3 separate regions of the Mus musculus genome follow, and regions 1 and 3 are each linked to region 2. The links are chromatin loops, found by intact Hi-C in ENCODE. Cell type or tissue: heart. All regions are shown on one strand. Each heading gives the region's core, and the rest is flanking DNA. Links, peaks and the distances in the headings are about the cores only.

Region 1 (7,808 bases), core at 1,121-6,120, 590 kb after region 2:
TTTGCTCTCTGCCTTTCTCTTCCATTAATGATGATAATCCATTAAAAACACATTGATAAAAACCTTGAAGCATGGCATGTTATTAGGGTAAATAGCAAAGGTCTTGGAGTCAGATAGTCTTGGATTACATGAAAGCCCTATATCACTAAGTACTTGTAAATTACTTATACTCTCCAGGTTTTATGATTTATAACTAGAAATTAAAATTTTATAGGTTTGTATTATGTGAAATAAAACATTAAATTCTTCTAGCATAGTACTTAGTGTATGGTAAATGTTCAAGGTCGATGTGAATTTACATATATATATAATTATTTTTTACATATTTTTATATATACAAGATAAGTACTAATATACTATACATATATATAATTTGTATTAGTTTCTTAACTACCCAAGTATAACATTAAAATAGAAAGTCCTCATTATTCAAGGACTCATTACTCAATACTTTGGTTAATTACTTATTAACCAAATAATAAGTATCCCAATAAACTTGTTATTTTAGAGTTTTGGCCAGTAATTGCATTTAATTACATTAAGCTTTTTGCTACTTTGTGTGTGTGTGTGTGTGTGTATGCATGCCATGCTGCTTTGTTGATGGTCAAAGGACAACTCACAGGAGGCAATTCTGTCCTTCCACAGTTTATATCTCAGGGATAGAACAGAGTTCTTCAGGCTTGGCAGCAAGCACTTTACATGCTAAGTCATCTTGTCAGCCCTGCTTAGTCACATTTAATATGTCCTTCAAAACTGGGTAAAAAGACCAGTAGTGAGTTTTGAAGTTCACTCTTACTCATTGGTTTTGGACAAGAATGATGGAAGATGCAGAGCAGCAGGGTGAAAGAGGAAGAAGTTGTCTTATTTTCCACTCTAATTTTGTATAACTTTCAGTAAACTTAGACAAAACAGGGTAGTAGTATGCAGTTGCTTCATAACCGATTTAGATCTGAATTTAATGTACGTTTATGAATGCTTCCCATCTACGTGTTATATTGATTCCATAGAATTTAGCTAAGAACTTCTTGGAGTTATCTAATACAACATCTGATCATTACGGGAATCCTGTATATGTCACAATCCATCACATGGTCATATGGCCTCTGTTCGAACTTCTGTGAGAGAGTACTAAGGAGAGGAATTCACGGGAGGTACTTTCCTGATTTTAATCTTCCTACTGAGAACTTCCAACAGAACCTTTCCAAGCTGAACTTGTTTCTTGCTGGTCCTTGTGGTTATTTAAGAGCGCTAACATGTTGCCTCCACGGTGCTTGGCTTTAGCCAAGCTCTTCTGGTAATCCCTCTTTCCATTTCTCTTCTTCTCATGTAAGCCCTAGACTACATGACTGCTCTTTGACATGTAATAATGGCTCCTTACCAACTTCTGCTAGAACTCGAAGCCAGATCCTTACTCATGTTGGGCAAGCAATCTAACCCTGAGCTGTGCTTCTAGTCCACTGATACAGTCAAGATTCTCAATCATCTTGGTTCATTGTTGTTGCATGTTAACAGAACACAGAGGGCGGGTCTACTATGCACTCTTAGCAGTTAGCAGCTGCAGTCTTTGCCTCCTGGGCTCTTTCTCTCCTCTCACAAGGCAGAAACTCACCCAGTTTCTACATCTTTGCTTTATAAGCCTCTTTAAAAACATCCAGTCACTCTCAAAATAACCTAAACTCCACTGTACTCCTGCTGGAAGGACTACATGAAACATACGATTCTATGAACAGGCCTGAATTTTGGCATATACTACTAAGTGCTTATTCCCTCAGCCCAAAACGAGATAAGACCTATGGATTTAAAAAATTTATCCCATTCTCCCAGGTGTCTGTCACCTGTTGGATGCAATACAATACTTATGATTGACTATTCTCTGTGTAGAACTGATGAATCTGGAAATGGCAAAATTGACCATCATCCAATGAATGGGCAACAAAGAAGCAACTAAATAATATTGGACTCAGTAGCTACTTGTCCCTCCAAAACACACACACACACACACACACACACACACACCAGCTGGTAAAGCCACCTGCAACTTGCACTGTCTCCAGCTGCTTATATAGAAAGAGCTCTGGACAGCTCCAGGCGTTCTTATCTCTTTTACAGATATCTGCCTCCTTTTGGTTCTGGGATTTAATCCTCTCTTGATCACTATCTTACCCTTCAGCCATTCTGATCCCCATTGACAGTGTAAATGTCACTTTGAAATAACTGTCCGTGCTATTTAGCTGGAGGAGGCTTACGCAGGAGGTGCTGTCACATGAGTTGGCGTTGGGCTATGTGATTTCCATTAAACAGAAGAAGGTCAGTGGGTAAGTCCTGCCTCGTTCATCTTTTGAGAAATCTTTCATACCAGGAGAAAATAAAAAGCAACCAATCTTGTCTTGCGTCTCCCCGCTCACTTTTTTCCAGGATTGTAAAATCCACATTACAGCCTGAGGTTAAGGGGCCAGGTAACAGCTTAAGAGTTAAGTGCTGTTGCCACTGTGGCCGTTGCTTCATTTGCTTGGATGTTTGTTCTGCCCTAGGGCTGAGTGGAGATTTCCAAAGCTTCTGGACCTCACTGCATCTAGCCACCCCCATCTTCTATTGGTTTCACAATCCTTCCCCAAATAACAAACTTGAGCAAACCTTCTCCTGTGGACACACCCACACACTCATGTGTTCTGTCGTTTTACAGCATCGATGACAAAACTGTCAAGCGGGAATGGGCATCTCGGTGCCTGGCTTTCTGCAGAGGACTGCAAGCTAAATGCATCAATTGCATGGTTAGTTCTACTCAACTTTCTTTCCATTCTGTGTCTCGCTTTAATACAACATAGCCTCAGATTGTAAGGTTTTTTTCCATCTCATTTGAGAAGAGGATTAAGTGTACAGGCCATTTTTGCCTGCAACCGACTTAAAGAACTTACCTTGTGTTCAGAAAGCATGGCATGAAGGGACTGAGTTATATTTTGGAAGTCACTGTCAACTGTTACATGCTAAAACCAGGTAATTTGAGTGTTCCAATATTGCATCTTAAGTGTAGTGTAAAGGAATACAGATAAACACCCCCATTTCCATACTGCGGTTGCCCTTCGTCCTTCAGGGAAGGAGGAGGGTCTGGGTCCTTAGGAGCTGTGCAGCCCTGGGAAGCATCTAGAAGAATCTCTTCCTCGTGGTTGAAGGACATTTCACCTTTGAGCTTTCCGGAGTTGTAATTTAGTCTGTTCAGAGGAGTGGATAAGAAAGAATCAAACTGCCCACAATAGGCCCATTCTCGACACATTCAGGAGGTACTTTAAGGAAAGCCGAGGTTAAGCACTTTATACTGCTCGAAGGGCAATGTTCCCTCCAGACACAACCGGCATCACCAAGACCTATGAGACCTTGCCCTTCAGGTCAGTTCCAAAGATCATCATTGAAAACATGTTCTCCATTCTTTACTATTTAATGGGGCCAACCTGGGCAAATAATGTTGGCCTGTTCTCCCATGGGCCTGCTCAGACCTCAGATCCCAGGCCCCGAGGGAGTGATTGAAATCTTAAGAGATGGAGTCACAACTCACTTGCAGTCTGGAAAACAATAGCGAAACCAGCCTTTTGCTTCCTAACTTTGAAACATGCTAACTGATTTTTTTAAATTAAAAATAAATAAATAATAAATAATTGAAAATCGAATTTGATGGCATGTTGTCTCTGTGACGAACAAGTTGGTTTAGTTATAAGAGGTATTTCCATTCATGTGTCTAGTGGATGTGCTACCTGTAATGTGTTGGTAAAGATCTAGAGAGAACAATAATTGAATGCTCTGTAATAGGGGTGAGGGGGGCTGGAGTGCTGGCAGGAGCGGGGGTGAGCAGTAATATGTATGTCCCTGTGAGCAATGCTGAGCCATTCCGGAGTTCTTAAGTACACAGTGTACATGTGTCAACAAGTAGACAAAGAAAAACCCAGACCTTTGATGACCCCTGGTGAATAAACTTAGCACTGCATTGCGGCGATGCAGCCGGAGCCACGGGTTTCAGCTCAGTAGCCCCTGCCTGCTTCTGCTCTCCAGAAACCAGAGGGTATTTTCCCTGAGTGCCTGCTTCATTTGTACTGCAGACTGCATTACTTACAGACTTCAGGCATCTGTATCCCTCTAAACAAACCTCACTTCGGTGCTCTCTGTCAGTGGAGATGAAACGTGTGTGTGTGCGCGCGCACTCTTTCCTATGTGCTCGGTAGTGACTTCTCAGCATGCGCGGTGTTATTTATAGGATGCGAGAGAACTCAGTGGCCTCCCTACAGCCAGATTTCTCAGTCGCTTTCACATTACATGTGTGTCTGTTGTTGTTCGGAGGGAGTCGTGAACAGTCAGTCATCCTTGTTCAGTAACCCAAATTAAAGTTAGGATTTGGATGTGGCCTCTTGTCTGTTCCTCCCAAGTGCCAGCTGAAAGAGCTCTTTCTTTTTTCTGCAGTTACGTCTTGTTTTTTTTTTTTTTCTAAACAGCTATATGTGACCAGCGTGGGGTTACTTGTGAGCCAAAAAACAGTCTGCATTTTGTCAGCTTGCAGGAGATGAAGTTTGTTACCCGAAGGAGGGTGGAAGGAGAATGCGTGCATTTTCACTGTATGCTCCAGGCATCCAATTAGACAAGGGATGACGCCCAAATGCTTATTTGTCACCCAGAATGACATTTACCTGGTGGCTTAAAATGGAGTGTAGAACTCCCCGTTTATACACTATCTTAGCTGTTGCTGTCCACCATAATTACCGGTGTTTATGGTTTTGAATCTAGGATTAGAATTTTTTTTTTTCGGGATAGCATTCTCGGTGTAGTGCCTCCACTTAGATGAATTTAGATGAGCTTTTAAAACTCTCTCTCTATTCTCATTGTTGCGCTGATGGACCTTTTTTGTTCTGTCTTTCTTTCCTCCATTTTAATTACCACAAACGAAAGAATGCTTTGCTCGCGAATAAAACTAGCTTAACTTTTAAAAATCAAAACAAACAAACAAACAAACAAAAACCCCACAACGCTCCCGAGACTAGAATAAGCACGGGCTGACACAGAAGGGGGCTCTCATTTTCTTGTCTGATTTTCAGCAGAGCTGGGAAAAGTTGCTTTCACCCAGGTGAGATCCAGGAAGCTGCAGCCTGAGATTTTAGCCAACCTGACAGGGGTTCATGAGTTCAAAGACTGAGTCGTTGAAGTTGCCTTCTTCAGTCCCCATAGCACCCAAAGCCTAGAACTAGGCGGGCAATGGTTCCAATACAGAATAGCCGAGCATGCACCTGTCGCGTTCTGGTCCAGACTGCGGTCATCCCTGTCTCTGCCTCCCTCAAGCATGTTGAACAGGTGCATCTTGGTTGAGGCCATTGTCCCTAGAGTAAATGGTTGGGGAGGCAGCAAGGAGATGAGGAAGGGAAATAATGAAACAGTGAGAAGAATTTGAGAAGTGACCCACTTTGAAACTAATCTGCGTGATCATTAACCTTTGTTTTTGCAATTAGCCAATCGGTTTTGATTTTAATTTATAGACTCTATCTGTGTTTACCACTTCATCGTGTTTTAGTGGCAAGTGTCTATATAGAGCACCGTCTTTCAAAAGCTTGTCATGATATTACTGTTGCCCAAACATTTCTATTGTTTTCTGTGTAGCTGAAGGACAAATTCCTAAGGCTCTCTGCCATACCATTTTCAAGTATTTCTAGAAGCGTTGCATTTTAAAACCTTTATGTCGTGCTTGAAGTCCTCTCATCTCTCACATGTATGTAAAGTATGTATCTCGACTGAGAAAATTTAACATTAAAACATCTCTCCCTTTATAATGCTAGCTGCTCACTGGGGCAGAAGAGTAGCTTTGCACAAAGGATTGGAAGTTGTCTCCAAATTGCTTTCAAACTCAAAGTCACAATGCTATGAAGCCACTAAGAGTTATAAGACACTCTCCACCATCTTAGACTCAAAGGATCTTCTTTCAAAGATGAGCTGGGCCTGCCTGCATCCTTATCATCAGATCAAGGGCTTCCTGCCAATGCTGAGCCCTTCAGCGTGATGGGAAGCAGTGGAGTTGAATGGGGGAAAGCTGTAGGAACCTGAAATGTTGACTTCCAGCAACTTCTCTCCCCTTCTAGCTATTTTGAGCAGATCCCAGGGAACCTAAGGACAACGGTGTCTTCAGTCATCTCCGAGTGTGACCTTAAGCTCCTCAGTCCTGTTGTATGGTAGCGATTAAGTTGGCCGTAGCTCAAGAGTGTGACCTAGAGCTAAGGGAAGAGCTCATGACAATGTCCAACCAGGAGCATCGTCATAGAGATAAACATCCAGCCTCAGGTACAAGCAGGATTCAGCAGCCATGCACACCCTAACCCTAACCCTTACTGGCTGAAGCCTAGAAACTATAGACACAGGATTCTCAGTCCTCTCCTTTGTCTAAACAAGTCTTTGAAGACCTTGGGCACTTGGTGACTGTGGGGGTGGGTGGGGTGAGGTGAGGTGGAAGAACAGTTATATAGCAAATGCCTGATCCTACATTTGCCCCTTAAAAGGCCAGGTTTCGGTTTAAATAATTATTTTTTTTTAAATTATTGCAAGTAGCAGCACGGCTTGGTGCATTCCTTCTTTATAACTGTGCTAAGGAAAATGAATAATTCACCTAATAGTTTAAACAAGAGGCACTGCCCAAGTTGAATAGGAGAAAACCAAAACGAAGCCCTTGGCCTTAAGAGTGTGATGCACACATGTGATTACGTCATTTCCGACAGTTCGCCCTTCCTCGGAGGATTGCATGAGAACCACAGGGTCTGGAAGGAGGCTGCCTGTTCTAATGACTCGCCTCTCACTGTCCCTTCCTCTCCAGGGACAGGTTGCTGCATGGCAGTGTTTGCTAATGATGGGAGTTGTTCTGTGAGTAGCCTGGAGCCTGGTTTGCAGAAGTTGGGTTTAACCATGGATACCATTGAGTAGAAGGAATTGATCTACACCAGGGCCTGAGACTCAAAAGTAATTTACAAATGTAAATGCTATTCAGCTGTCTAGAGAAACGAGTTATATAATTCAACAAGTAACTAGTGAATGTCACCTTACATTATTCCAGTGATGTCACTTGATGTGGCAACTAAGGTCTTTTAATCTGGCTGTGATCTGCTGTTTGCTTGATCTCCTTCCACTGAACATGTGAGTTCTGGTGGCTCAGAATGATTTATGCAAATAATTAATTGTTTTTTGTGTGGTGTAATGTGTGTGTGTATCTCTGTGTGTGTATCTGTGTGTGTAGTGTGTGTATGTGCAGTATGTGTAGTGTGTGTGTGTGTGCATGTGTTGTGGGGTATGGCCTTGTATGTGTGGACACTTGCCCATGTGTAGAGGTCAGAGGACAAGCTTGAGTGTTGGTGACCAAGCTGGCTAGGAAGGAGCAGATTCCTCCCCTGCCCCTCATTTCCCATATACACACCTATAGATATGCTGAGATCACAAATGAATCCCTGGGTGCCCTACCACTTTCAGCTTTTATGTGCTTCTTGGGATCCAAACTCGGATTCCCAGGCTTGTACAGGAAGAGCTTTACTCGCTAAGCCATTTCTCTCGCCCTCGTGACTCAGAATTACTGATCTTTTCCTAAACTCATCACACTGCCTCATTACCATGGTCCTTGCGATGCTCTTTCTGCTTTTTGGACTACCTTCCTCTGTCAATAAGCTCCTCCTTCCTCCTGAAGATCTGTTCCCGGGTTCCCCACCACCACCAGTGTTTCCCCACACATTTCATACTGAATGTCAATCATTTGTAAGCTGGCTTCTCCAATCATCTAGACTACAAATACCCAGTTGTGATGC
Region 2 (7,808 bases), core at 979-5,978:
GTAACAGAGACTAGAATCAAACTCAAATTCCTGAAAATCTTGCAGGTTGGAATAGTAACTCAAATGAACCGAGTCTAGGGAGAGTCAACCGAGAGATAAAAGTCCTTCTGGAGAGCTGAAAATCTAGCAAGAAGCATGAAGACGCACATAACACAAGAGCATCCGTGAGACCTCTGGGGCAGTGCTGAGACTGGCAGAGAAATCGTGGAAGACCAGGATGCTGCAGAGGTCTGTGTGAATGATGCTCTTCACTCAGTGCAGACAGCCATGTGGAAAAAGTGGCCCTGAGCCAATACAAAGCCCTGAGAAGTACAAAGCCCAGAGAAGCATGAGCTCCGAACTGATACCAACGCCCCGAGAAGTACGAGCTCCGAGCTGATACCAACTCCCCGAGAAGTACAAGCTCCGAGCTGATACCAGAGCCCCGAGAAGTGAGAGCTTTAGGGGAAGACAGTGTGCTGCTGGCTTTTATTTGGCTTCAGGTCTCCGAATCTTTTATCTTTTCACTGTCTCTCCGTTCATGAATTGCTCTTTAATTATTCGCTCTTTTGCCTTGAACATTGGGCTTTGTGTGTGTTAGATGAAGCTTATTCAGTTGTGGTTCATGGCTGTAACTCATCCAGAGCCATTGGAACCTTGATTTGGTCACTGGGACTCCTAAGCCAACTCTCCCTTCCATGTGTGCATTTGATCAGCATGCTGTTATATTACAGCTCCAGGGACAGGTAAGAAATGGAGGATTTAGAAGGGGAACTGCTTGCCCAAACCATTCCAGCTAGGATGTACCCAAGCTGGGTCTTTTGATCCTCACGCAAATGTTCCTTCTGTGGTTGAATACTTCCTGGGGATAACTTTGAATTTATGGGTAGCTATAGTAGAACCCACATACCAGAGACCTGTGTCTTGAGTTGATATTATTGTTTGCATTTTCAGATGAGACTCTTTGGAAGGGTAAAGATTTTTGTTTCAAGTAAAAGAACAAAGCAAGTGCTATGTATGAGTTGTTACAGAGAATAATCAGGTGAGAAAGAAATCTGCCCTTTTTGATATTCTTTTTTTAAAGATTTATCTATCTATCTATCTATCTATCTATTGATCTATCTGTTTGTTTGTTTGTTTGTTTGTTTTATGTGTGTGAGCATACTCTTGTTGTCTTTAGACCCGCCAGAAGAGGGTATTAGATTCCATTACAGATGGTTGTGAGCCACCATGTGGTTGCTGGGAATTGAGCTCAGGACTTCTGGAAGAACAGCCAGTGCTCTTAACCTCCGAGCCATCTCTTCAGTCTCCTTTTTAATATTCTTAAAACACTCAGAGGCTACAGTTTTCGATAACTTAAGATGATGGCTGAGCTAGGATTATTAAAAGAAGAGGGCTCCAAGTTCTAATGAGCAACAGTGCTAGCTAGAAGCTACAGAGCAATGTATGAAACTCCGGCGGTTAAACTGATCTCCCTAAAGGGTGTGCTATGAGAAAGCATGGAAACCTTGCGTGGGATCCTGGATGGAATTTTAAGTCCCACTCTCTGCATTTAAACTTAGAGAGGTTGACAGAATTTTCAGTGCGTCCTCTGGAACAAGATTGGTTCTGTTACATTAAAGTTTGGGCTGCATCACCAAGATGTTGACTACTCTGAAAGGTGTTTGAAGAAGTTTATTAACGTGAAACAAAATGACTACCTTGCCTCAAGTATTTGCCAGCAAATTTGAGGGCAACCAGCTACACTTCAAATGGAATAATCAAAGTTTAGACCTAGAGTGGGTCCCTTTGGAATCCATACTAACTTAGGCTAACTCTTTCTATTTTTGGCATAGAGTCTGGCTCCATAGACATTGAATAATAAAAATAAAATACCAATAGCACAATTACTTACAGTCCTCCTGTTTCAGCTTCCCTAACTGCTGCGATTACAGGGATGCGCCACCATGCCAGCTCCCATTTCCTTCTTTGTTGATGATGAAGAACCAAGGTCCCAAGACCAGTGCAGCTTGATGAAAGTCACTGTGTGGCTTGGGCCAGTGTTCTTGCTTGGCTTAAGAACAGCGTTGTCAGGAACTCCTTCCCAAAGCTCTTTCTGTTCCCCACCTTGTGATGTGCTGTTGCCCTTTGGCTCAGAAAATCCACTAATAAGGACTACTCAGGCTGGTTTATTTTATTTGGAGACATTAAGAACATTTTTTTTAAAATCCCCTTTTAGGTTATAAAAAGAAAACCTCCAGCTAAAACCTGACATAAATGATTTTTCGATGACTCTCTCTGAGAGCAGCCATGCCACGAGATGCTTCTGATGGCTCGGGTAAGCAAGAGCAGATGGTTCGTAAGTTGAGCTAACTAAGAGGAACAGTCATACAGTAAAAGCCTGTGGACTTTCGAAATTGCACTTGGTTGTAATTTCTAAATTTCTGTGGACTTTGCTTTTCTGACTATAAATTGAAGGTGATATTATTTTCCTTCATTGTTTCGAATAAAAAAAATATAATAATAGCACCCAGCCTAATACATACTTACAGAGAACACACCTATGTTTACATAGAATAAAGACCACTCTTTTTCCTTTCTAGGCCTTTCTTCTTTTTATTTATGCTAGTTTTGGAGATCAGGGAAGGCTTTGATGATTAAGTTAAATCTTAAAGGATGCGTAACTGATCATGGTGCAGGTAAAGAAAAAAATATCACAATTATTTCAAAGGGAGGCAGCAACCAACTGCACAAAGACTGCAGAGGGAACATTCAGGAATCATGGAGTGACCGCAGGAGTAGACTTCACCAGGGGCTCAGCAAGCCTCGGGGATGATTGGGGGGGGGGTTAATTTTAAGGGCAATGGAGAAATCACTAGAGAACTTTCTGAATTTGAGTTTGCCGTTTTGTTTCCAGCATTCCGGGTCTGTGACTAGTAGCTCACGGACAAACTGTGGATAGAGATTACTACCAAAACAGGCAGAGTGTCATTTGTTCCGGGACTGGGGGGCAAAGGCAAGAGAATAGCCACTCCTGGTGGTCCACCACTAGAGGGAGCTGGTGGCCTTCCGTGGTTTATAGTTCCTTGGATGACAAGGTGGCATTGGCATTTGACTCAACAATTTGGCCATTTTCCAGGGACAGGGCCATTATGGCAGTTGGTGGCTAGTAACTTCGGCCCCTGCACTCTCTGCCCAACCATATGTCCAGACACTACTGAGAGTCCTGGGCCCGGAGCCTCTAGCCAGCTTAGAACAAAGGCAGCCTGAAAAGGCTTCTTGCTGTTAGCATGGAGACCTCGCGAGCATTCATCCTTTGAACAGCTCCCTTACAGGAGAACGTTTGTGTGCTTCCAGAATGTGAAGGAAGGTTCATGGTTTTTAAAATTCATGAATTGCGTGGAATGGAACGTTCTTTCTCCAAGTCTGAGGAAGAAACAGAGAGGCTGTGTCCTCATGACGCCCAAGCTCCGGGTCATCTCTGGGAAAAAAAAAAAATGTCCAGTCAAACCGTTTATTGGAAATGGTATAAATACCCCACCGCCCCGCCCCCACCACACACGTCGTCTCAAAAAGAGGTTGGGGGTTTTATGTTTTTGTTTTTGTTTTTTTTTCAAAACTAATTAGTTAATTATTTATGTTTAGCTTTTGAACTCAAGGCTTTGGATTCACTCAGCCTCAGGCAACTAGCTCAGAAAATTTAGCATTTCTCTTTCAAATTACTCTAAAACAATTTTTAAGCCTTGGTGAGGCCTATATACTAAAGTGAGAATATGGCTAGGGGGTTTTTCAAGCTCCTCTCCGTGTTTAGCTCTCTGGCTTCCCTGGTCCTTTTTCTTCCTGTCTTCTGAGCACCCAATGCCCTTGTGCTCAGGTTAGACCTATGAACACATCCCTCCAACCGCTCCTTCCCAACACTCTTAAAAGAAACCCCAGAATCTGAGTCAGAAACAAAGACAGTTAGCTGTATTTGGTTTTATGGACTCTTAACGTGTGAGCGTAGGCACACCTACTACAGTCTCTAGCTCCTTGACTCTTTGGTGTAGAAGCAAGGGACCTCATAACTGTGTAGAAGCAAGGTATCATCGCTGTGGCCTCACTAAAATGAATTAGGTGGTATTCCTTCTGTTTCCATTTTGTGGAATAGTTTGAGAAGTATTGGTATTAGGTCTTCTTTGGAGGTCTGATAGCATTCTGCACTAAAACCATCTGGTCCTGGGCTTTTTTTGGTTGGGAGACTTTTAATGACTGCTTCTATTTCCTTAGGGGTTATGGGACTGTTTAGATAGTTTACCCGATCCTGATTTAACTTTAGTATTTGGCATCTGTCTAGAAAATCATCCATTTCACCTAGATTTTCCAGTTTTGTTGAATATAGGCTTTTGTAGTAGAATATGACAGTTTTGGTTTTTTTTTTTTTTTTTTTTTTTTTTTTTTTTTTTTTAGATTTCGTCAGTTTCTGTTGTTAAGTCTCCCTTTTTGTTTCTGATTTTGTTAATTTGGATGCTGTTTCTGTGCCCTTTAGTTAGTTTGACTACGGGTTTATCTATATTGTTGATTTTTCTCAAAGAACCAGCTCTTAGTTTTGATGATTCTTTATATAGCTCTCTTTGTTTCTAATTGGTTTATTTCAACCCTGAGTTTGATTATTTCCTGCTATCTACTTTACTACGCTTGGGTGTGTTAGCTTCTTTTTCTTATAGAGCTTTCAGATATGCTGTTAAATTGCTCCACGATGTTCATAGCAGCCATATTTATAATAGCCAGAAGCTGGAATCAACCCAGATGTCTCTCAATGGAAGAATGGATACAGAAAATGTAGTAAATTTATACAATGGAATACTAGTCAGCTATTAAGAACAATGACTTCATGAATTTTGCTGGCAAATGGATGGAACTAGACAATATCATCCTGAGTGAGGTAACCAAGACTCAAAAGGGCATACATGGTGTGTCCTCACTGATAAGTGGATATTAGCCCAAAAGCTCAGAAGACCCATGATATAACTCACAGACCATAAGAAGCTTAACAAAAAGGAAGGCCGAAGTGTGGATGCTTCAATACCACTTAGACGGGGGAACTAGCTACTCACAGGAAGCAGAAGGAGGGAAAAACCTGGGTGAGGGAGGGGAAGGAGAGGGAGAAAAGGCAGGGCAGGACCAGGTATGGGAAGAGACAGAAGACCAGAGGGCCAGGAGAATGAATAGAAATAAGTAGCAATGGGGAGGGGGCAGGGGGAGCCACTTGAAAATCCCAGATGCCAGGAATACCAGCGGCTCCCAGGACCCAACAAGGATGACATTAGCTACAATACATAACAGTGGAAAAGATAGAACCTGTAGAGACCACATACAGTAGAAAGGCATGGCCAACAGAGGAGGGAGGGGGCTACTCACCCATCTCAAAATTTATAACCCAGAATTTGTTCCTGTCTAAAGGAAACATAGAAATATAAAAATGGAGCAGAGATTGAAAGAAAAGCCATCCAGAGACTGCCCCACCTGACTAAGACAGCTGCAGATACTCACAGCCAACCATTGGACTGAGGGCGGGGACCTCAATGGAAGAGGTAGGGGAAGGACTGAAGTAGGTGAAGGGGTTTGCAACCCCATAGGAAGAAAAACAATATCAACTAACAGGACCCCTCAGAGCTCTCAGGGACTAAGCCACCAGCCAGAGAGTATACATGGAGGGTTCCATGGCTCCAGCTACATGTGTTGAAGAGGATGGCCTTATCTGACTTCAATGAGAGGGGAGGTGCTTGGTCCTGTAGAGGCTTGTTGCCCCAGCAAAGGGGGATGCTGGAGGGGTGAGGCAGGAGTGGCTGGGTGGATGGAGAGGACCCTCTTAGAGGCAAATGGGAGGGGAGATAGAGAGAAGGGTTTGCAGAGGGAGACCAAGAAAGGGGACCCCTCTGCAAACCCTCTGCAAGTTGAAATGTAAATAAATAAAATAATTAATAAAAAATGTTTCTACCCCAGTGTCTTTCATTCCTTTACTCTCGTCCACCAGTATGTAGGATGTCTGTAGGGACCATAACTGCTAGGAGAGATGGCAGGATAAGACACTAAGTACTGAATCCCCTAAGGCAGCCATTCTCAACTTCCTTGAGGCTACGACCCTTTAATACAGTTCCTCACGTTGTGGTGACCACCACCAATAACATTACTTTTGTTGCTACTGTTATGAACCATACTGTAAATCTCTGGGCTTTCCCACGGTCTTGGTCTTAGGAGGCTCTGTAGAAGGGACATTCAATCAAAGGAGAGCGACTCACAGGTTGAGAACCGCTGATCTAATAGGACGTCTTGTCTAATAGAGTTATCATTTTTAAAAGTCATGGGATATGTTTGTAAGTTAAAAATATTTCTTTTCACTCCAAAATAGAATCATTTTACTTTTTTCCCTTATTTTAAAAGCAGTAAGTGATGCCAGCATAAAGACAGAAAATATAAATGGAGTGTAATAGGGAAATGGAGACAAAGTGAAATGATATATCTGACCCCAGATTTATGAAATAATCGCCATTAAAATATTAGCATGTTGGGACATAACATTTAAAATATTTTACGTTTCATGCATATATACTTTTCATATAGAAATGGCTGACCTATCATGATCACTATTGTGTAATCGGACTTCCTTCACTTATTTTCAAACCATACATTTCAAATACAGCATTATTTTTATTGGTGGCTTACGGTGTCTGACTGAAAACGCCACCATTTATTTAAGAAGTTTGACCAGTATAATGGGAAATGTTCAGACCTGAAAGATGGCCAACTATCATATTTGAACCTTCCCACTGCCAAAAGGTGCACCACTATACCTTGAAGAAGAAATTTGCTGGTGTGTACTTATGGTATTGTTGTTCTGGCCACTTTTTCAAGATTAACTTCAGAGGCAGGACCAGAGGTTACATGAAAAAATGTTCAACATCCTTAATCATCAGGGAAATGCAAATCAAAACAACACTGAGATTCCACTTCACTCCAGTCAGAATGGCTAAGATCAAAAACTCAGGTGACAGCAGATGCTGGCGAGGATGTGGAGAAAGGGGAACACTCCTCCATTGTTGGTGGGATTGCAAGCTTGTACAACCACTCTGGAAATCAGTCTGGCGGTTCCTCAGAAAATTGGACATAGTACTACCGGAGGATCCTGCAATACCTCTCCTGGGCATATATCCAGAAGATGTCCCAACCAGTAAGAAGAACACATGCTCCACTATGTTCATAGCAGCTTTGTTTATAATAGCCAGAAGCTGGAAAGAACCCAGATGCCCCTCAACAGAGGAATGGATACAGAAAATGTGGTACATTTACACAATGGAATACTACTCAGCTATTAAAAAAATGAATTTATGAAATTCCTAGGCAAATGGATGGACCTGGAGGGTATCATCCTGAGTGAAGTAACCCAATCACAAAGGAACTCGCACAATATGTACTCATTGATAAGTGGATATTAGCCCAGAAACTTAGGATACCCAAGATATAAGATACAACTTGCCAAACGCATGAAATTCAAGAAGAACGAAGACCAAAGTGTGAACACTTCACCCTTTCTTAGAAATGGGGAAAAAACACCCATGGAAGGAGTTACAGAGACAAAATTTGGAGCTGTGACGAAAGGATGGACCATCTAGTGATTGCCATATGCAGGGATCCATCCCATAATCAGCTTCCAAATGCTGACACCATTGCATACACTAGCAAGTTTTTGCTGAAAGGACCCAGATATAGCTCTCTCTTGTGAGACTATGCCGGGGCCTAGCAAACACAGAAGTGGATGATCACAGTCAGCTATTGGATGGGTCACACGGCCCCCAATGGAGGAGCTAGAGAAA
Region 3 (7,808 bases), core at 1,121-6,120, 1.3 Mb after region 2:
GCCCAACAAACAATTAGTCAGAGAAGGGGAAGAAAAGAAGGCTCTGTAGCTTTATATTTTCATTTCTTCAGAAGCCAAGAGCAATGTGCAGCCAGGGCTCTCCCGGAGAGCAAGATGGGCCAACGTGCTCTGCCGCAGCAGACCAAGGTCCACTCTGAAGTGGTAGATGTGAGGACAGTGGTATTTGTGGAAGGATGGAGAAGTGGATCCATGGTTCAAAATGGCACACCCCAGCATAGGTTCACACATCAGTGCCCACTTAGTGCATAGCTGAGGATATGTGCAAAGGCACAGGGAAGATCAGTCTTTTAAAATAGGCCGTGTTTAACAGAGGATTCTGCAGTTTAAAAAGTGGAGTAGGGGCAAGAAGGAAAAGGGCAGAGTAAAGGAAGGGGAAAAAGGGAGGACAGATTTTTGATTTCTGCTTTGAACATGAACAATGAACAAAAATTAATTCTAGAGGCTTAAATATTTATGTATAAAAAGCAAAACACATCTTTTAGAAGACAGCACTAATAAAACACAGAGAGCACAAATAAAGGAATACATGTACACACACACATGTGCACATACACATGGAGAGGGGAGTAAAAAGAGGGGCATAGGGAAAAGGGCAGAGGAAGAGAGAAAGGATGATGTAGAGGGGGAAGAGAGGGAGAGATTAACAAAGCTACCCTGAGCATGTACCTCCCTTCACTGACCAGACTGTACATTGGTTCAACTATAAAAGGTGGACAAAATCAAATGTTGGAAACATGCCACAGTAAGAGCTCAGTGAATTGTTGTTGGGGCATTAGTGTATGTATGTAATTGAAGAATAGCATATCTTTATCTAGCACTTCAGCTATGTTTCCTGAATCTAGCAATCTTGCCTCTAGATATATTCTCCTTAGAGAATGTCAGCATAAACATATCAGAAGACAAGCAGAAGAATCAACTGAACAACACACTCATTATAGGGAAAAAAAAAAAACCCAGGAAAATTAAGGTCTGAAATAAAATTGATAAATGGATTGTGGAAATTTTACTTAATAACATTCCATGCAGGAAAAAAAATCAATAAAAAGTAGCTGTAAAGAACAACGTGGGTGCTTTTAAAATGTTTGACATAAGGTAGAGACAAAATTATTCCTTATGATTTCATTTTTATAAAGATGTATGTTATAAAGCAAACAGCTGGCCTGGAGTTGGGGCTGGAGCTGGAGCTGGGGCTCAGTGGTCCAGCATTTGTTTAGTGGCCAGAGTTTCACACTCTGACTAGCAAAGGCTAAGGTGTTCTCCTGGGGATGATGCACATTTATGTGTAGAAGAAAAGAAAGGGGGAGAGCTGAGCATAGTGGCGCACGCCTTTAATCCCAGCACTTGGGAGGCAGAGGCAGGCAGGTTTCTGAGTTTGAGGACAGCCTGGTCTACAAAGGGAGTTGCAGGACAGCCAGGGCTACACAGAGAAACCCTGTCTCGAAAAACAAAACAGAAAGAAAGAAAGAAAGAAAGAAAGGAAGGAAGGAAGGAAGGAAGGAAGGAAGAAAGAAAAGAAAAGAAAAGAAAAGAAAAGAAAAGAAAAGAAAAGAAAAGAAAAGAAAAGAAAAGAAAAGAAAAGAAAAGAAAAGAAAAGAAAAGAGGAAACACTAAGTGTAAACTGGAGCAATGGGAGCTGTAGACACATGGAGACACTGGAGGCTCAGAGAACATTGCCCTTCTTGCTGTGGACACTAGTTTCCCAGGTCGCTTCACACAGTCTTTTAAACTACAGTAAAATGTAGATGTATAAGCCCAGGTGTGGTGACTTATGAGTATAAACTCAGCACTCAGAAAGATGAGGCAGGAAGATTTTTGCTACTAGCCCAAGTCTAGTCCATCACACAGTGTGTTCTAGTCCCTAAGCTACAGTGTGAGACAGTCCTCTCATCTCAGACACACACACACACACACACACACTATATATGTATATATAGTGTGTGTGTGTGTATATGTATACATATATATATAATATTATGTATAATATTTTCCAAATAAAAATTAAAAGGTTAAAAAACCCCTAGACATTATAAACATAAAAGACCAAAAATCCATGACATACCCGAGGCAACTTGAAAAATGACCTCTTTATTCTCCAAGCAATTTTGCACAGTACTTTTGAACAGGTTGGTTCCTGTTTCTGTTAGTAGACTGAAAGATTTGTCATTCTCGGATGCTTGTGGGCAGCAGTGGCAGATCAGCGACTATGCATGCAAAGAGTGCTGGATTTCACAGAAAATACTCAGCTTCTCTCAACTCTTCCATATTCTGTGTGAAGATGCATGAAGATGCTCAGGACAACGTTGTTCAAAACAACCCCACCCTGGGAAAGGTGTCCGTCAGGGTAAAGTTGATATTGTACTATGTTATGGCTTTGGTTAGCCACAAAATAGAAGCTACATGTAACAATCTGTTTTAATCTATTCTCATACCCAGATGTTGAACAGAACAGGACAGATAGAAAACGTCTTAATGTTGCGGGGCCCATTGCTTAAAAAACTAAATATATGTTTAAAAAAAAAAAACTATTGTGTTGGGAGATTCATACTTATAGCTCAAAAATCTGGGGGATGGGGGCAGAAAATGATAGGGTTCCAATGGGAACAAGTCAATATCCTCCAGAGTAACTGAAATAGACACTGTAGGATCCTTAGTAAGCAGTGTATTGGTCTCTGGAGTCATTAAGTTTCTCAAAAATGAAGGAACTTTTACAAGCACACAGTAACCCTTTGCTTTCGCTTTTCCTTTTTATATATGCTATGTCAGCCTTACAAGAAGTAAATTAATATCAGGATAAGTAATAGCTCATTAAACCAAATAATTTTAGATTTACAGCCATGCCTCTTATGTATCTGTTTAAATCCATATCCAGACTTAGATCAATTTCACAATATACTCTTATGTATACACAATATACTTCCTATATGCATCCCTCATCCTTATCATATTTTCTATACTTCTTCCAGTGATGCAGTTTGTATCTACTTTAAAACTACTGTGTTTGAACCAGAGTACAGCTTTGCTCCTTGTCTACCTGGCCCTGAGGGGCTGTCACCTTTTACATTATAGATGCTAAACCTCTCTGTTCAGGGTACTCTAAAGATGCCCACACTGGTACCCCAGTTCTCCTTAACCCATTTAATGCAAACAAATCCAAATGCCAGTGTGAGTCTGAAGACTGGCTGGTTGTAGGAAGGATAGGTAGGTATCTTAAAAGCAGGTAAGACACGAATGACCTGGGCCTGTTATTTTTAAGATGCTCACACTTGCCTAGCTTGTGTTAGGGCTGCATCTCTCCATGCTTGCGGGAGCATGCCTTCTGTGAGGTCCTAGGATAGCTTTCCAATCAATGATGGATGGTGTTGCTATGTGAGACCAATCCAGTAAGCTGCAGATGATAGAAAATGCAGTTACTCTGCTGGGCTTGTCCCTGTGGTTGCTTGCTAGTGCCCCCTGCTGGCATTGGTGTCCAGGCTAACACTTTTCAGGAGTGTTGCCAGCGATTGTTGTGTGATTCTCCCACACATGTGTCCCAGTGAAGCCGTACCTTAACCGTGCAGACCTCAGGGCATGAAAATAAAATGATTAGCATATGTACCCTGTGCATAATAATAAACTAGACACTTTAGTAAAATAAAATGGCTTTTAAAGGACTTGTATTTGTGCTAAGGAAAGTGAATTGTTATATCAAACCCCATGTAACTGACCCATGGTGCTTTTATGTTCACAGTATCAATGAAAGGCAATAGTTAAAACGATTGTAAACGTGAAATTCAAGAGTTGCCAGCACCCCTATTCCAGTCCAATCTGTTAATTCCTTTATCCAGTATTAACTGAACATTTACTACATACCGGAGCCTATGACAGGCAATGACTGTCCCCAGTGATACTGGGGCGACACAGACAATAGTAAGGTAAGTACTCAAATTTAGGATGAGATTAAGAGCCCTGAATAAGATAAAGCGGGGTAGGAGATGGCGAGTTGGGAGCGCCTGGACGTTAAGGAGATGTTTTAAGTAGAATGATGTAGGGATTCAAAGGACTTTTCTGTTTCTCTAACTACTGGAATGAACTGGCTTTTGGCAACTAGAGCATCCTTCCTGGGATTTGGGTGACATTAACTTTGACTTTGGGTGAAGCAATGAAGGGGAAAGCAAAGAAGACCCAGGAAGCAGCTTGGCTAGTGTATTGTTTTCTCAAATAACTTAAGGAAGGAAGATGGGAAGGAGGGAAGAAGAAATGAATAAAAAGCTGCTCAGGATTTGAGGGTGTAGCCCATCACGCAGGAAAGCCATGGTGGCAGGGGTTTGAGGGAGCTGGTTGCATGTGATCCACAGTCCGGAGGCACGGGAAGATGAGTATTTGACTCATTTTCTGTTTCATTACCTATGTCGAGGACTCCACCCCACCAAATGATGCCATCCACATATAGAGTAGGTCTTCCAATATTAACCTGTTTTAGAAAAAAAAAATCCCAGAATTGGGAACAAAACACCCATGGAAGGAGTTACAGAGACAAAGTTTGGAGCTGAGACAAAAGGATGAACCATCTAGAGACTGCCATATCCAGGGATCCATCCCATTATCAGCCTCCAAACGTTGACACCATTGCATACACTAGCAAGATTTTGCTGAAAGGACCCTGATATAGCTGTCTCTTGTGAAACTATGCTGGGGCCTAGCAAACACAGAAGTGGATGCTCACAGTCAGCTAGTGGATGGATCACAGGGCCCCCAATGGAGGAGCTAGAGAAAGTACCCAAGGAGCTAAAGGGAACTGCAACCCTATATGTGGAACAACATTATGAACTAACCAGTACCCCGGAGCTCTTAACTCTAGCTGCATATGTATCAAAAGATGGCCTAGTCAGCCATCACTGGAAAGAGAGGCCCATTGGTCATGCAAAGTTTATATGCCCCAGTACAGGGTAACACCAGGGCCAAAAAGTGGGAGTGGGTGGGTGGGGGAGTGGGGGGAGGGTAGGGGAGTGGGAGGGAGGGTATGGGGGACTTTTGGGATAGCATTGGAAATGTAAATGAGGAAAATACCTAATAAAAATATTTTTAAAAAAAGAAGAAAAAGAAAAAAAAATCCAGCACACATGCCAGAGGTTGCCCTTCAAGGTGATTCTAGATCTCGTCAATCAATATTAACCACACAGCTAACAAAGAAGATAGGAGAGACTCTAAGATAAGATGGATGTCCTAGTGCCTTGGAGACATCGCAAGAAGTAGGAGAGGGGAGATGGGACTGTCAGGAAGATGGCCAAGGGCAGGGCACTGCAGGAAGAAGATGTGCCAGATCCCTGAGCCCAACTCATCCCCACTGCGCCAGATCCCTGAACCCAACTCAAGGAAGTTCCTGCACTCAGGCGACAAAATCTATGTTAGGCAGATGAAATTAGAAGAGAAGCCACTCCAATAGCTCCGCTGGTGTTGACTAATGAGTCCAACAACCCTCAGAGCCAGCACAGGTTCCGAGGGCTCCAGCCTGACACGGAGTCACCCAGCTCTGTCCACTCATGGACAGAAACTAGAATAGAGGTGTGGGCGACGGGAGTGAAGTGTTGGCACAGCTCACCCTTTGCCTTCTTAGAATAAAATCTAAATAGTTTGATGCTGCCCAGGCTGAAGCACCCCTACTGTGTGTGAGTGGTAGAGCCCCAGCTGCCAGAGAGAAAACTGCCCCGGCTGGCTGTCAGCTTTTGTGCTGAAGTTGTTCCGTAAGGACCCATCGACAGGCATCCTCAGCCACTATAAATCATTTTCAAAGTGTTGAAGGCTAAGGATTGCTAAGCTAGGGTCTCTCACTAGTCACAGGCTCCATGGGCACACCGAACAAAGAAATCTAGAGAGAGTGTGTGGAGGGAAAAGACAAGCATATTTTCATTGACGTCTTACTAAGACGAAGCAGCTTATCTAATATGATAATGGGTGACAAACATCCCAGGACAGTTGTAAATATCTTGAAGTATCATTTTTGCCCACATCTGTTCCACAATCGCAGTGGGTACGAAGAGGCCTGCCCCATTAAAGTGCATCAGTAAAGACATGAGTGATATGTTACCACATCACACACTCCCTTAAATATTCACATTTCAGCAAGATTGGTTGCCTTTTGTAATCCAGAGAGTACTGTTGTATATATTTGATGGCACCATGCTGATGAGTTCAGAGGCATAATGGATTGCCAGGGGTCTAAGAATCCCTGTGTTCGACTCTGTTGCGAACTTGTTTGGGGAGAGCAGATCTTTCATAGCCATCCTGTGCGGGTCAGCCTGAAGATTTGCCCAGGAAGAGTCAGAACACCACCAGCCCCCACCTCTAGAGCTCTAGGCATCTGCCTTTAAAAGAGATGTAGATAAAAACCGACTCTTCCCGATAATCCAGAGGGGTGGTCGATTCTGGCCTTCCATACCATCAGACATTTCTAGGCACATACTGCCATCTGGTGACCAGTTCCCTCTGCCATTTCTGTCTGTCCTGTAATTGGGAATATTCATGGCAAATCTCGGGGGCTCAGGGCTCTTCTCCAGTTTGTCTATTGTCTCAGTCCCATTAATTCTCAACCCTCACAGACTGTGTTTGACAATGCCCATGGAGCGCTCTGCAGAAATACACTTTGGTCTTGGAAATACACGTGTTTAGTAGGGGGCAGTGACCTGCAGTATTCAAATCCCAGTTTTCCCTCAGTTTCACTACTAATGGTAGTCCCTCTTCCCACAGAAGACAGGATCTTATGTAACCCAGAATGACTTGAAACTCCTTCTGTCTGCCTGCCTCTGTCCACTTTCTAGGTGCCAGGCTTGTAGGGGTGTACCATGACACTCAACTCTCAAAAGGTCACATTTTTCTGTGTTCATGTCTGGGTAAATTTTAAAACAGGGTGTACAAAGAGATGGTGGTGCTCCAGGGAGCACACAGTTTGACAGATGGAGGCTTCAAGTGATGTTAACGGTCCTAGAGTCTCAGGTTCCTAGCATCCTGACCAGGATACTCTCCCACCCTTGGTCAACTTGCCCTCCGCTCAGACACCGTGGTGCTAGATCCTCAGGCACCTCCATGCCCCACCTTTTACCCACTTTCAGACCTCCACTGCTCCCTGACAGGCTCCAAGATACCACTCTCCTTTCCCCCTTCCAGTTTTGAAAGGGTTTCATCCCCTTCTTCCACCCCCATCAGTTTCTTCTCTATGTGGCATCCAGAATGTGGTCCAGTTTAAAATACAAGCCTATCCATAGCTCTCTTGGGCTCACTACCCCTCAGAGCAAAAGAAGTCTTCACACTACAAAACACTATCATCTGCCTTTCAAGTGAGTCTCTAAGCCTCCTACACTGATGCACCAACAAGGGGGTCTTCCTGTTACCCTTCAAGCTAGTGCTGTGTGTCCATGTCTCAGGGCGTTTGCACCTGTTGCTCTTCTCTACCCCAAACAACAAACACCACCAAGGTTCATTCTCTTAGTTCTTCCCAGGCCCAGGACGGGACTTCAATCTGCCCCTTCCTGATTTGATTTTCTCTGTATTGTTGTATGAATTCTACTAATTTTTTGTTATCTCCCTCCCACTGCTAAAGCAATCTCCATGGGAATGTGGACAGTTGTCTCCCAGTTAGTGTCAAATCCCCAGTGTCTAAAGAAGTGCTAGGCACAGGACAGAAGATGTCTACAAGTTGTAAGACTCCCATGACTTTACATCTAGACACTACCCTGCACCTGCCAGTGGGCCTGCAGTAAGATTGGCCCCTTCCTGGGTGCTCCAGGATCCAAGATCCAGGAGAATCCTGGGGA

Evidence for each region. Peaks named below come from ENCODE experiments on the same cell type or tissue, not always from the same donor. Only the 100,000 strongest peaks of a DNase experiment are listed, where the experiment ranks them.
Region 1: it touches region 2 in a loop (15-fold over the local background); 19 of 42 quality-filtered maps call a loop at or near these places.
Region 3: it touches region 2 in a loop (6-fold over the local background); 12 of 42 quality-filtered maps call a loop at or near these places.

What each region holds. Positions count from the first base shown.
Region 1 is chr19:28,162,374-28,170,181 of GRCm38, reverse strand. No RefSeq gene overlaps it. Among named protein-coding and RNA genes, the nearest start is that of Rfx3, 160 kb to the right of the region's middle. In heart, for the core only: a CTCF peak has its summit at 3,959; a DNase peak (open chromatin) is centred at 3,971; H3K4me3 peaks cover 467 bases.
Region 2 is chr19:28,754,353-28,762,160 of GRCm38, reverse strand. Gm35922 (a long non-coding RNA gene) reads right to left here and starts at 2,128. Exons shown (of 4, transcript XR_877801.1): 1 at 1,874-2,128. In heart, for the core only: a CTCF peak has its summit at 3,008 (motif pointing right); no DNase peak of the experiment used is centred there.
Region 3 is chr19:27,446,315-27,454,122 of GRCm38, reverse strand. No RefSeq gene overlaps it. Among named protein-coding and RNA genes, the nearest start is that of C030016D13Rik, 20 kb to the right of the region's middle. In heart, for the core only: a CTCF peak has its summit at 3,471 (motif pointing left); no DNase peak of the experiment used is centred there.